Regions from separate parts of the Homo sapiens genome. Here region 1 is linked to region 2. Evidence: chromatin loops called from intact Hi-C (ENCODE). Cell type or tissue: mammary epithelial cell. All regions are shown on one strand. Links, peaks and the distances in the headings refer to the core of each region. The heading gives the core; the rest is flanking DNA. Region 1 has its middle 21 kb from the start of STAT4. Region 2 overlaps MYO1B (myosin IB).

The links. Peaks named below come from ENCODE experiments on the same cell type or tissue, not always from the same donor. Only the 100,000 strongest peaks of a DNase experiment are listed, where the experiment ranks them.
Region 1: it touches region 2 in a loop (5-fold over the local background); 12 of 110 quality-filtered maps call a loop at or near these places.

What each region holds. Positions count from the first base shown.
Region 1 is chr2:191,169,522-191,174,908 of GRCh38, reverse strand. It overlaps the pseudogene HMGB1P27. Among named protein-coding and RNA genes, the nearest start is that of STAT4, 21 kb to the right of the region's middle. In mammary epithelial cell, for the core only: no CTCF peak of the experiment used is centred there; a DNase peak (open chromatin) is centred at 2,778; H3K27ac peaks cover 4,566 bases.
Region 2 is chr2:191,349,709-191,355,095 of GRCh38, reverse strand. MYO1B (myosin IB) reads right to left here. Exons shown (of 31, transcript NM_001130158.3): 7 at 4,871-4,934. Among named protein-coding and RNA genes, the nearest start is that of MYO1B-AS1, 110 kb to the right of the region's middle. In mammary epithelial cell, for the core only: no CTCF peak of the experiment used is centred there; a DNase peak (open chromatin) is centred at 2,315; H3K27ac peaks cover 1,266 bases.

The DNA of each region.
Region 1 (5,387 bases), core at 204-5,203, 180 kb after region 2:
GAGTTGTATGGGAGGGTTAAATGCTTTATAGACAAGGAAAAGAAACTGTGCTAGAACCAACTTATTCAACATCATCTTCTTCTTCTTCACCATTTCTTCATTTTCCTCATCTTCCTATTCTTCCTTCATTGTCTTGCTTTTTTTCAGCCTTCATGGCTCGCTTTTTTGCTGTATCAGGCTTTTCTTTAGCTCGGTATGCAGCAATATCCTTTTCGCATATTTCCTTCAGCTTAGCAGCCTTCTTTTCATAAGGCTGCTTGCCATCTGCAGCAGTGTTATTAACATCTCTCCCAGTTTCTTTGCTATGTCATCAATGGGTAGGCCAGGATATTCTCCTTTGATCTTGGTGATACTCAGAACAGAACAAGAAAAAGCCCAAAAGAGGCCTCTTGGGTGCACTGGTTTCCTTAAACTCCTCTTTTGTTTCCCCTTTAGGAGGGATTAGGTTTTCATTTGTCTTTCATAACAGGTTTTGTCTGCCTTTGCCATGTCTTCAAATTTTCCTTTCTCTTTAGCAGAAATGGCCTTCCACCTCCCTGAGCACTCCTGAGACAACTCTGAGAAGCTGACCGAAGGAGCTGGATGCTGCTTCTTGTGCTTCCTCCCAGCAAGTCTATACAGAGAATGCATATGATGACATGTTGCCCCATGGCCTCTTAGGATCTCCTTTGCGCATGTTTAGTAATTTTTCCTTAGCCACCAACAGAGTGGCCCAGTGCTTATCAATTCTCACTTTCCCCAGCACTATTTCTATGGAGCTCAATGTACTGCAATAGCCATGACAGTGGGAGCCAGATGCTGCCTCTCATTAGATTCTCTTTATTGGAAATTTGAACAGAAAAATATGGAACGAACTTTATAATGAACAGTGGAATGGGAAGTGAGAGAATTTCAAGGGAATGAAAGCTATGGAAAGTCAAAGGCATGTGTCATCTTGAGTTACCAGGGGGCAGAAGAAGTTGGTCATTATAGAGAGGAGAATGGAACTGATGTGTAGAACGAAGCTGATAACATAAAAAAGCAAGAGACAAAAGACAGGTATAGAATGTCTCAGAGAAAAACAGAAATAGAAAAAATAGAGGCAGAGAAAGAGACCGAGAGAGAAGCAGACAGATGAAGAGATAGAGGTAGATAGAAACCTCACTCAGAACTGCCACCATCAGCTTAATCCCCCAAACTAGAAACCTCTGCAGACATCTCCCTTATCACCCACATCCAATGTTGTCAATTCTACCTTCCAAAGATGTCTTTAAGGGCTGGGCACGGTGGCTTATGCCTGTAATCCCAGCACTTTGGGAGGCTGAGGCAGGAGGATCACCTGAGTTCAGGAGCTCAAGACCAGCCTGGCCAACATGGTAAAACCCCATCGCTACTAAAAACACAAAAAATTAGCTGGGCGTGGTGGCAAGCACCTATAATTCCAGCTACTCAGGAGGCTGAGGCAGGAGAATAGCTTGAACCTGGCAGGAGGCAGAGATTGCAGTGAGCCACTCTGGCAGGAAGCAGAGGTTGCAGTGAGATTGAGCCACTGCACTCCAGCCTGTGAGACAGAGACTCCATCTCAAAAAAAAAAAGAAAAAAAAATTTCTAAGATGTGATTTTTTTTTTTTTTAAGTCCTGCTGTCACTGCCGTCCAGATCTTCATAAGTACTTGCTGGGACTATGGCAAAAACCTCACAACTGGTCTCTCCCTACCCCAGTCTATTTCCAGCACTGTTGCAGATCACACTATCTTACACTTTGGTGGCCACGTCTTCGGGCCTGGCGAAACCTGCCTCATCTCCTCTCCTGTGAGTGCTAGGTTCCTCCAGATCCCATTCTTCTGCCACAGCAAATCAGGCCCTGACCTTTGTAAATGGGATTCCCTTGGCTTTCTCTTCTGCATTTGGCAATCTTCCATCCTGCCTTCAAAATCTGGCTCAAAAATACCTCAGTAATGCCTTTTCACCTCTTTCAGGCAGAGTTATCTTATAACAAAGTTCCTACCTTTCCCATTATACCGTGAGCTTTTTTTTTAGTTATCTCAGAATTCCCAGGACACAGCAAATGTGCGTTGTCTTGAACTAAATTTGTGGAATTTCAGGTAATGAGGGAGCCAGGACACTGCTGGGTGGGTGGGCCAGCTCTTATGATTCTGCCCCAACCCAGAGCCAGCCCCTAGATTTTCAGGTTTTTGTCTTCATCCACGTTTATCCCCACAGATCCTCTGAAAGCTCCAAACAAAATTTTCCCCACAGCTCCATGGTAACCTCAGCAGAGGCTCCTGGAGGTGACAGTTCTGGGATGCAAAGAAGGGCGAATGAAGTGGGGCAGCTATTTGTCCATGTGAGTATTTGGACTTCCTTGATACACATAAGAGCAATTTCCTTCCTTTTTGCTTTGAATCCTAAGAAAATGCCTCAATAAAAAATACTTAGGGGAGCACATGAATTAACTCACTTTCCATCACCTGAACCACTTAGCGCTTCCAACAAAGCTTTGGGGGGAAATCTGTATTTAATCAATGTTGAAACAATCACTCTGATGCAGAAATGCACACAAAAAGAGGACCAGCTTTTATTTTGCGTACTGTATTCCTTTTGACAGTGATGACTAATGGAGTAAGATTTTTGTTCACTAGAAGAAGCTCAGTAGCATGTATCAGGGCAATTAACTTGGAAATCTGTGAATAAGCATGATTCAGGGGCCTATTGAACATCAACTTGCAGACTCTTATGAATCCTGGTTGCTTCCATTGGCTGAAAAAATACTGTAAAATCTTGAATTTTGCAGTAAAAAAAATTCATTTTGGTTGTGACTCCTACTTGAGTCACATGGTATCAGATGGAAAATGAGTAGGAAGGAGAGGATCGCTGCCAACTAAAAGGAGAGAGGCTAGTCTGGACAGAGCATTTTGTGGGACACAGATTTGATTGTAAGCCAACTATTTTAAAAATCCTCATTCTTGCAAGCTAGCACATGACCTCTTTCCTAAGGGTGAGGAGATTCCAGAGGTACATATTTGCCATCTGGAGTGGATGCAAATTCTAGTGCAATTCATCTAGAAACCTGCATCATTGAAATTAATCATCATGTTGAACAAGGAGAGCATGCTGGGGCAGGGAGGTCAGTTTCACTTGATAAGAATAGAATGCACATTCTAGCTGGGAATGTGCTGACATTCATTGCATTCAGGAAAATTCTACACAAAGCCTCTCTCTCTGGAGAGGATTCCTGAGAAAGAGAAGGGCTCACTGTGTGGCATAGAAATGAGAACCCCCTCAAAGCCCTGGCTTTTGAAGGTATCCAGAATCACAGTGATTCAATGCCATTGGATACTGCTCTTTTTCTTCCTGGGAGGGAAACATCAGTCCATCAGTTCAAACCCTACAGGGTTTTCTGTGTTTGTCCTAATCATGTTAGAAGCAGAACGCCTAGTTAGTAATCAAGCACCAGTTGGAGCTGTTTCCTACCAAACGTATGGTTTTGATTTTGAAGCCCTCCATTCATTGTTCTTTAGCACTGTGAAGGGCTTGTAACCAGCTAACTGCTTCTCCTACTTTGGTCTGGGGAACTAAATGCAAATCTGGCTGATACTTCAGATGGGCTAGGGCCAAATTTTGTTGGTTTTTGTTAATGCTGTTACTTATTTTTGAAAGAGGTGTGGACAAAAAAAAAAGGGCAAAAGTTGGAATGGTATTTGAAGTTTGCTCGTGGTGTTTTAGGGAAACAGGAACATATCACTATAAAAGACATTTCCTTCAATATGGGTAAGAGTTCCTCATTGATTCAACTGAGCTCTTGAAATCTGAAATGTTTAGGGAGCAGTAGAAATTTGATAAGGGATCATAGACTCAAGGGGATGAGAGAAGATTTGAAAAGTCATCGAATATAACTCCTTGATTTAGTAAAACCATAATTCGTAGTTTTCCTCTGATGAGTCACGGCCAGGAAGTAGATATTGTAGATGAGTCTGGGTCCTTGCACTTCTCAGCTTCTGTCATTTACAAATTCTACTTTGATGTCTCTGAAGATGACATCTGAATGTGCATGTGCAGAAGAAGTGGCATTGAATAGAACTGGTTTAAAATCCCTAATTTGCTACTTAATTGCTGTTTGAATTTGCATAAGTTATTGAACCCTCTAACCCTCAATTTCCTCATCTATAATATGGGATAATAATAACTACGCTGCAGGGATCATTTTAAAACTAAATTAGATAATGCCGTATGATATCTATATCTATATTCCTACTTTCCACCATACACAGCACTAATTTTTAAAATAAAATTAAAACAAAAATATAATCTATAATATTTGAATGTAAACTTAAGATAATGGATGCTGTTTTGCTGAAATTAAATGCATTTACACAGTGAATTTGAAAGTTTGTTTGAGTTTAGTAAGCCAGTAACATCAAATTCCACTGTGTAAGTGTCCTGGAATTTAATCAGAACCCAGAGATCTCTCAGCCTGTTTGCCATTATTTGCCATCGCATAATGGGTTGCCAGGTGCAATTTCACCTCTGTCTGAGACCATTGCTTGGATCAAAGAGGGCTCTTGTTTATCCAGCTCCCTATGAGACCAGGCAGGGCCAGTGGTGACCCTCCAAGCTGAGCTCAGCCAGAGGGAACCTGTGTCTTGGTGCTCAGTTCTGAACAGTCTCATAGACCCCCATACTTGAGTGGGCTTAGGGACCCATACCCTTCTAAAATCCACTGAGAAATCCTCAACAGAGGAGTTATGTGTTAACTTTATCTTTTAGAGGAATCATGTTGGCAGCAGCTTGAGGATAGGCTGGAGTGGCTAAGAATGACAAGGGAGTGGCAATTGAATCGTAGAAATACTTCAAACTCAGGCACCTCGCATTTAAAACACCACAGCACTTCCACGCATCACCAGCTTTACCTGCTTCTATTTTCCAGTATGAAGCTTCTGCTCCTGCCAATATGTTCTGTTTGACCTTCCCTGAATACACACTGGGTTTCCCTGCCTATTCAGCCCGTACTTATGTCTTTCTCTTCACTTATATATTCCTCTAGTCCTTATCAAAAATCCTAACCGTTCTTTTAGGGTCCATCTTCTTCACTCAGTCTTTCTTAGTTTGTTCAAATTACCTAATATGATTCATAAATTACCTTGTATTGAGGTATTTATGTTCCATACTGTGACTTGTCTCTTCCAGCAATTGGGTTCAAATGTGATGGCAGGCACACCTCTTGCACAAGCTGGTATTTTACCTGATTTTAACCTATGATGGCTCATTGTTCAATGTTGGCACTCTATAACTTGCTGAATAAATAGATGACTAAATAAACCACCCATTGACTCATCTTATAGGCACCCCTATATAGCTGTAAGGGAATTATTTAGTAACTGCTTAAAATGTATCTAAATTGGATGTTTT
Region 2 (5,387 bases), core at 75-5,074:
AGCAAGAGAGGACAAACTCCAATATATAAACAATCCTCAAGTATCTGGTTGTGCTGTAGTTGCTAATTGTTCCATTGATCAAAATAAATCTCCCAGTCAAGCTTTGAATCAATGAGAGAGGGGATTAATCAAGGCTGTCGACACAGGGTCAGAAATTATTGTGCCATTTCTGGAAACAATCTATCAGACAGTGGCTGTCTAAAATAAAATGATTACCAATTATTTGACACTCTTTCGAGAGGTATGATCTGTGTCCCTGCCCCTGAAACTGTGCAAGCTGGTGCCCACTGTGACTACATAGAGTACAGCAGAAGTGACATGCCATATGCTTTCCTAGGCTACTTCAGGCTTCCTCCTCAACCTCTTGGAACACTGGTTGCCAGGATGTTACTTTCCTCTCAGAACCTAGTTGTAATACTGTGAAACACCCAAACTTGTTGTACTCTGCTACTAAGTTTGAGGTTGTAGGGGGCGGGGGGTTGTCAGGCAGTGCAGCAAGAATAACTGGAACATAGACAAATCACAGCATTTGCCTCCATTCATAATTAGCAGAATTTCTTTTTTTCAAGCTGAACAAAGTCAGGAACAAGAGAACTCTGACTACCAATAATTTTGTTTGACTTTCTGGGATTTAGGAAAAGCATTCATTTAGAAGTATTTTTAAATGATTAGCACAGAATATTCAGACAAAATTTTCCAATAAAGCAGAAGCTTTATTTCTCAACAAAACTCTTAACTGTACATAATTACTTTTGTGATCATTCATTCATTCAACAAATATATATAAGGTGTTCGACATTATTATTATTATTATTATTATTATTATTATTATTATTATTTAAGACGGAGTCTTGCTCTATCACCCAGGCTGGAATGCAGTGGTGCAATCTCGTCTCACTGCAAACTCTGCCTCCCAGGTTCAAGTGATCCTACTGCCTCAGCCTCCCGAGTGGCTGGGATTACAGGTGTGTGCCACCACACCCAGCTAATTTTTGTATTTTTAGGAGAGACGGGGTTTCACCATGTTGATCAGGCTGGTCTTGAACTCCTGACCTCGTGATCCGCCTGCCTCGGCCTCCCAAAGTGCTGCGATTACAGGCATGAGCCATGGCACCCAGCCTATGTTTGACACTATTTTAGTTGCTGGTCACTCAGTAATGAACCAGACTAAGGCTCTATCCTTATAGAGCATGTATTTGGTGAAAGGCTAGAGACAATAAACAAATAACTATAGTGAAAAAAGCAAATATTTATTGAGTGCTCACTATGTACCAGGCACTATTACAAGTGCTTTAGATACTAATACATAATTTATACCTCAGGACAACCTATGCAATCAGTCCTATTGTTATTCTCATTTCAAAGTGAAGAAATGGAGGCACAGAGAATGAAGTAATTTGCCGTCTTTTGTTTAGACACTGGAAACCACATGATAAACCAACAAGAGTTGCAAAAGTAGGCTCACGGGTATGCCCCAAATAATGGATAAGGAAAAAAGAGCCTGCCCGTATTTGCACTTACACACCTGCTGTGTCAGGTATTACACTAGACTCTTGATAAGGTAATGTGAACAAGACGACCTGTCTAGTCCATAGTTCGCTCAGGTGTATGCACATCTGAAATAATAGTTTCTTCATAGCGTATATTTCTCTGTGCTATTCTTCTTCTAGAAGACAGAATCCCTTGCGACTTGTACCATATGTTCTCCACTGTCTAAACTGCCACCAAATGCCTGTGATGTTAATTTTAAAAACTAGTTTCCAAAAGCTTCCAGTTCATAACACTAGATGCAAAATCCCCAAATACAAAAACATAAATGTTATCAGACCAACAAACCTTAACAAACTAGGAGAAATATTATTTAACATCACCTAAACATTTGGATGTGCTTCTATATTTTATCTTCTCTATTGAAACAAATGTTTTACCATCTTCTATTTTAATACCTCTCTTAATGACACTAACCTCAGGGATATGTAGTTTTCAAGTGAGTCCCAGACTTAATTTGTCTCTTTTAGAAAAAGAGAGAGGAGTTACCGGGCTTTCCTTTCCACTTCCTGGGTACACAATTGGCTCAAGGGATATTGTGCCTTTTTCAAGGTTAAGAGTTTTAGCCAATGACAATCTATGCTTTCACTAAGCAGCTGCTGGAAAAGGAGGCAAAATATACTTCCTACAAAATGGCAAATTTTGTCTTCTTTTCTACGCTACAAGAAGCTAACTTTTAGCTTCTTTAGTTTGGAGAGAACACCAGTTGGTTTATCCATTGCTTTAAACTCCCTTCTGCCAGAAGGCAGCAACTCCCAGTGACCACCGATGAGTCAGTTCTCTATACAGGATGAAATTTCCTGCTCTTACCACTAATGTATTCCTTTTCTCTCCAAAGCAAAGGATACTCTTAAATACCAGGGTGTTCTCACTACCACAAATTTCAATATAATTTCACTGTGGGAACAAATGGTAACAAACACCATATGAACTCCATTCATGAAGATATATTAATCTTAATTGGAAAAGAACTGAGTGTTTAATATTTATTCTCCATGGATACTGCAAGAATCAGGGGACAAGAAGACATTTGTGCTTAGAACTTAAACTTCAAAATTTAAAACTGAAGTTATTTTCTAATCCTTATAATAATAAAATCATCCTGAATTATTTTCCTAAAATCCTCGAGTAATATTGATTAAATCATTCCAAAATGTTCAGCTATAAGTTCTGTAATGGAAATAGTAAACCTACTCTCATTTTTAAAAACAGTGTTTTATTAATTTTATAGCTAGAGTTAATTTGTCTTGTAAAAAGAAAGCACTAAAGGCTCATGAATATCATTCAGAATAAATATTAATCATTCCTTAAAATGGTGATCTTAAAACTGAGGCAAACCACTAGCTGGATAGCTCTGATCAGCTGCCATATATTGTAAAAAGAGTCTTCCTAACAAGTTTGGCAGGGGTTATAATCACTTGCCTTTGGTTACATCGTATGTGGTTTGCATGAGTACTTTTACTCCCATATTTTGTGTATGAAATCATTTAACTTAGGTAGCACTATCCCATTCAACTTCAATTCATATTAAAACTTTCTCTTCAAGGCATTTCTCTAATAATTAAACATTCTTATAAATATGGACAATCCGAACACATGGCATACAAAAGTGTGTAGGTGGGCAAACTAAAATGGAAACTTATTTATTTATTTATTTATTTTTGAGATGGGGTCTCACTCTGTCACCCAGGTTGGAGCGCAGTGGCTCAATCTTGGCTCACTGTAACCTCCAGCTCCCAGGCTCAAGTGATTTTCCTAAGTCAATCTCCTGAGCTGGAACCACAGGCATGCGCCATCACATCCGGCTAACTTTTGTATTTTTGGTAGAGACGGGGGGTTTCACATGTTGGCCAGGCTGGTCTCAAACTGATGAGCTCAGGTGATCCCCCTGCCTCAGTCTCCCAAAGTGCTGGGATTACAGGCATGAGCCATTGCGCCCAGCCAGAAGTTAAATTATTTAAGAACTACAGAATGCTGGAAATGGGAAGAACCATGGAATTCATCCAATTCAATCCTATCATTTTAAAGATGAGAAACCTCTAGCCCTAGATGGTTACTCTCTGAATCATGATTTAATTTTTTTTTTAAATCAGCTGCATAGTTTGACCAAATTACTAAATAATAATTTTCAAATGGCATTCTTCTGCTAGGGCTAGTCAGGAAGATCTCAGTGGCATCTGAGAGTGCCGGGATTCTGGGCTACCCATCTCCTCTTCAACCAGATCAGGTCTCATTTTACCCCGGTACCTTCTTTGGGGTTCAGCATAACATTTCCTTTGAAGACGAAATGCCACTGTTATAAGAAAAATAAATGAGCACACTTTGGATACTTCAGTCAACTTTCTTTTTTTTTTTTTTTAGGTCTAAACATAAATTTTTTCATTCTAACAATCCCAATAGCACCATGGGATGGTGAGGCAGGCAAGGGCAGGAGAAGGTTCAGTTCTATGGTCCTCAAAAAACCCAGAGGACTCAGAGGATAACCAGACTGTGGCTGAGGTGCACAAAGCCCTGAGTCATCATCTTACATTTTCCAAACTAATCAACCACGAGTCAAGAGGAGCAGGGACATCAGGGTTGTGCTGTGGGTGCCACAACTCCAAAGCACTGACAGCACTGTCATTTTTACAAGAGACACTGAAAACCCCGTGTGGCACTCATACACCCACTTTAGAAAACTCTGCACCTGGGCTAGAATGAGCAGACCTCATCTGATTGTGTTTTTTTTGTTTTTTTTTTTTAACTTTTCACATAAAATATTTCACTTCCACAGTCACAAATCATGTCTAAAGAAGGTTAAAAAATCTGTTTTACCTAACAAGTGTATCACATTCCAATCACTTAAATACACTGGAAGAGAAGCAACATTTCTCAAAATAAGACTGAAGTACAGGTCTACTCCTTTTATTGAATAAATATTACTTCAAAAGTTATAATTTAAAACCAATTATTTATATTTTTTTTATCATAAGCATTTTGTTAAAGAAAATAACCCTTAGAGGATCTTTTTTTCATACTGGATTGCCTTAAAGACCTATAGGATTTTAAAAAGACCTATAGAATATAAAAAACAGTAGCGCAAATATTTATTTAGCAAACTTCTAAAAAGTTTTTCCAAGGTAAAGATGTTAAGTGATCTTTAAAAAGATTTATAAATTACATTCTATTATAAAACAATCTGAAATGCAAAGCTTAAAGTCTAAATATAAAGCAAGGAAACATATTCTTATGCCTCAAAGACACAAGTATCTAAACTATTCTACTATAAATATATGTTTTAGTATTCTGAACTTCTTTACAAGGACTGAAGAAAAATACTCACAGTTACTTATTACTCCTCCTAGTGGATCGCCTTTAAAGTCAAATTCAATATCCATATATTTGCCCTGCCAAAGAAAGATTTTGTGAGTTTTCTAGTTCATCTCAAAATGTTAACTCAGTGTACTTCTTAGAGAACAGCAGACTAAGCCCTTATTTTTATACATTTGTTTAAATGTAACTAAGAAAGACACAGTTTATATAACCACGATGCAAAACAACATGCCTCCATAAATAATTCATACTAAATACCCCATTAGTTCAAAGCTAATATAACCCACTGCTAATTTAGGAACAAATCTTCTCAGCCATCATGTGATTTTTCCATTTAAGATTATTTTTCAAACTTCTGGAGGATATGTACTCAATTCAAAAATAAAAACAGAAGAAAAATAAGTTGTCTGTGTATACAGACTGGTTGGGAAGATAGTCTTTTTTTATTGGCAGAATATGTTTTAAGCCATTGCTAGGAACTTGAAACATATCAGTAAATGAATTGAAACGTTCAGAGATCTGTTTTT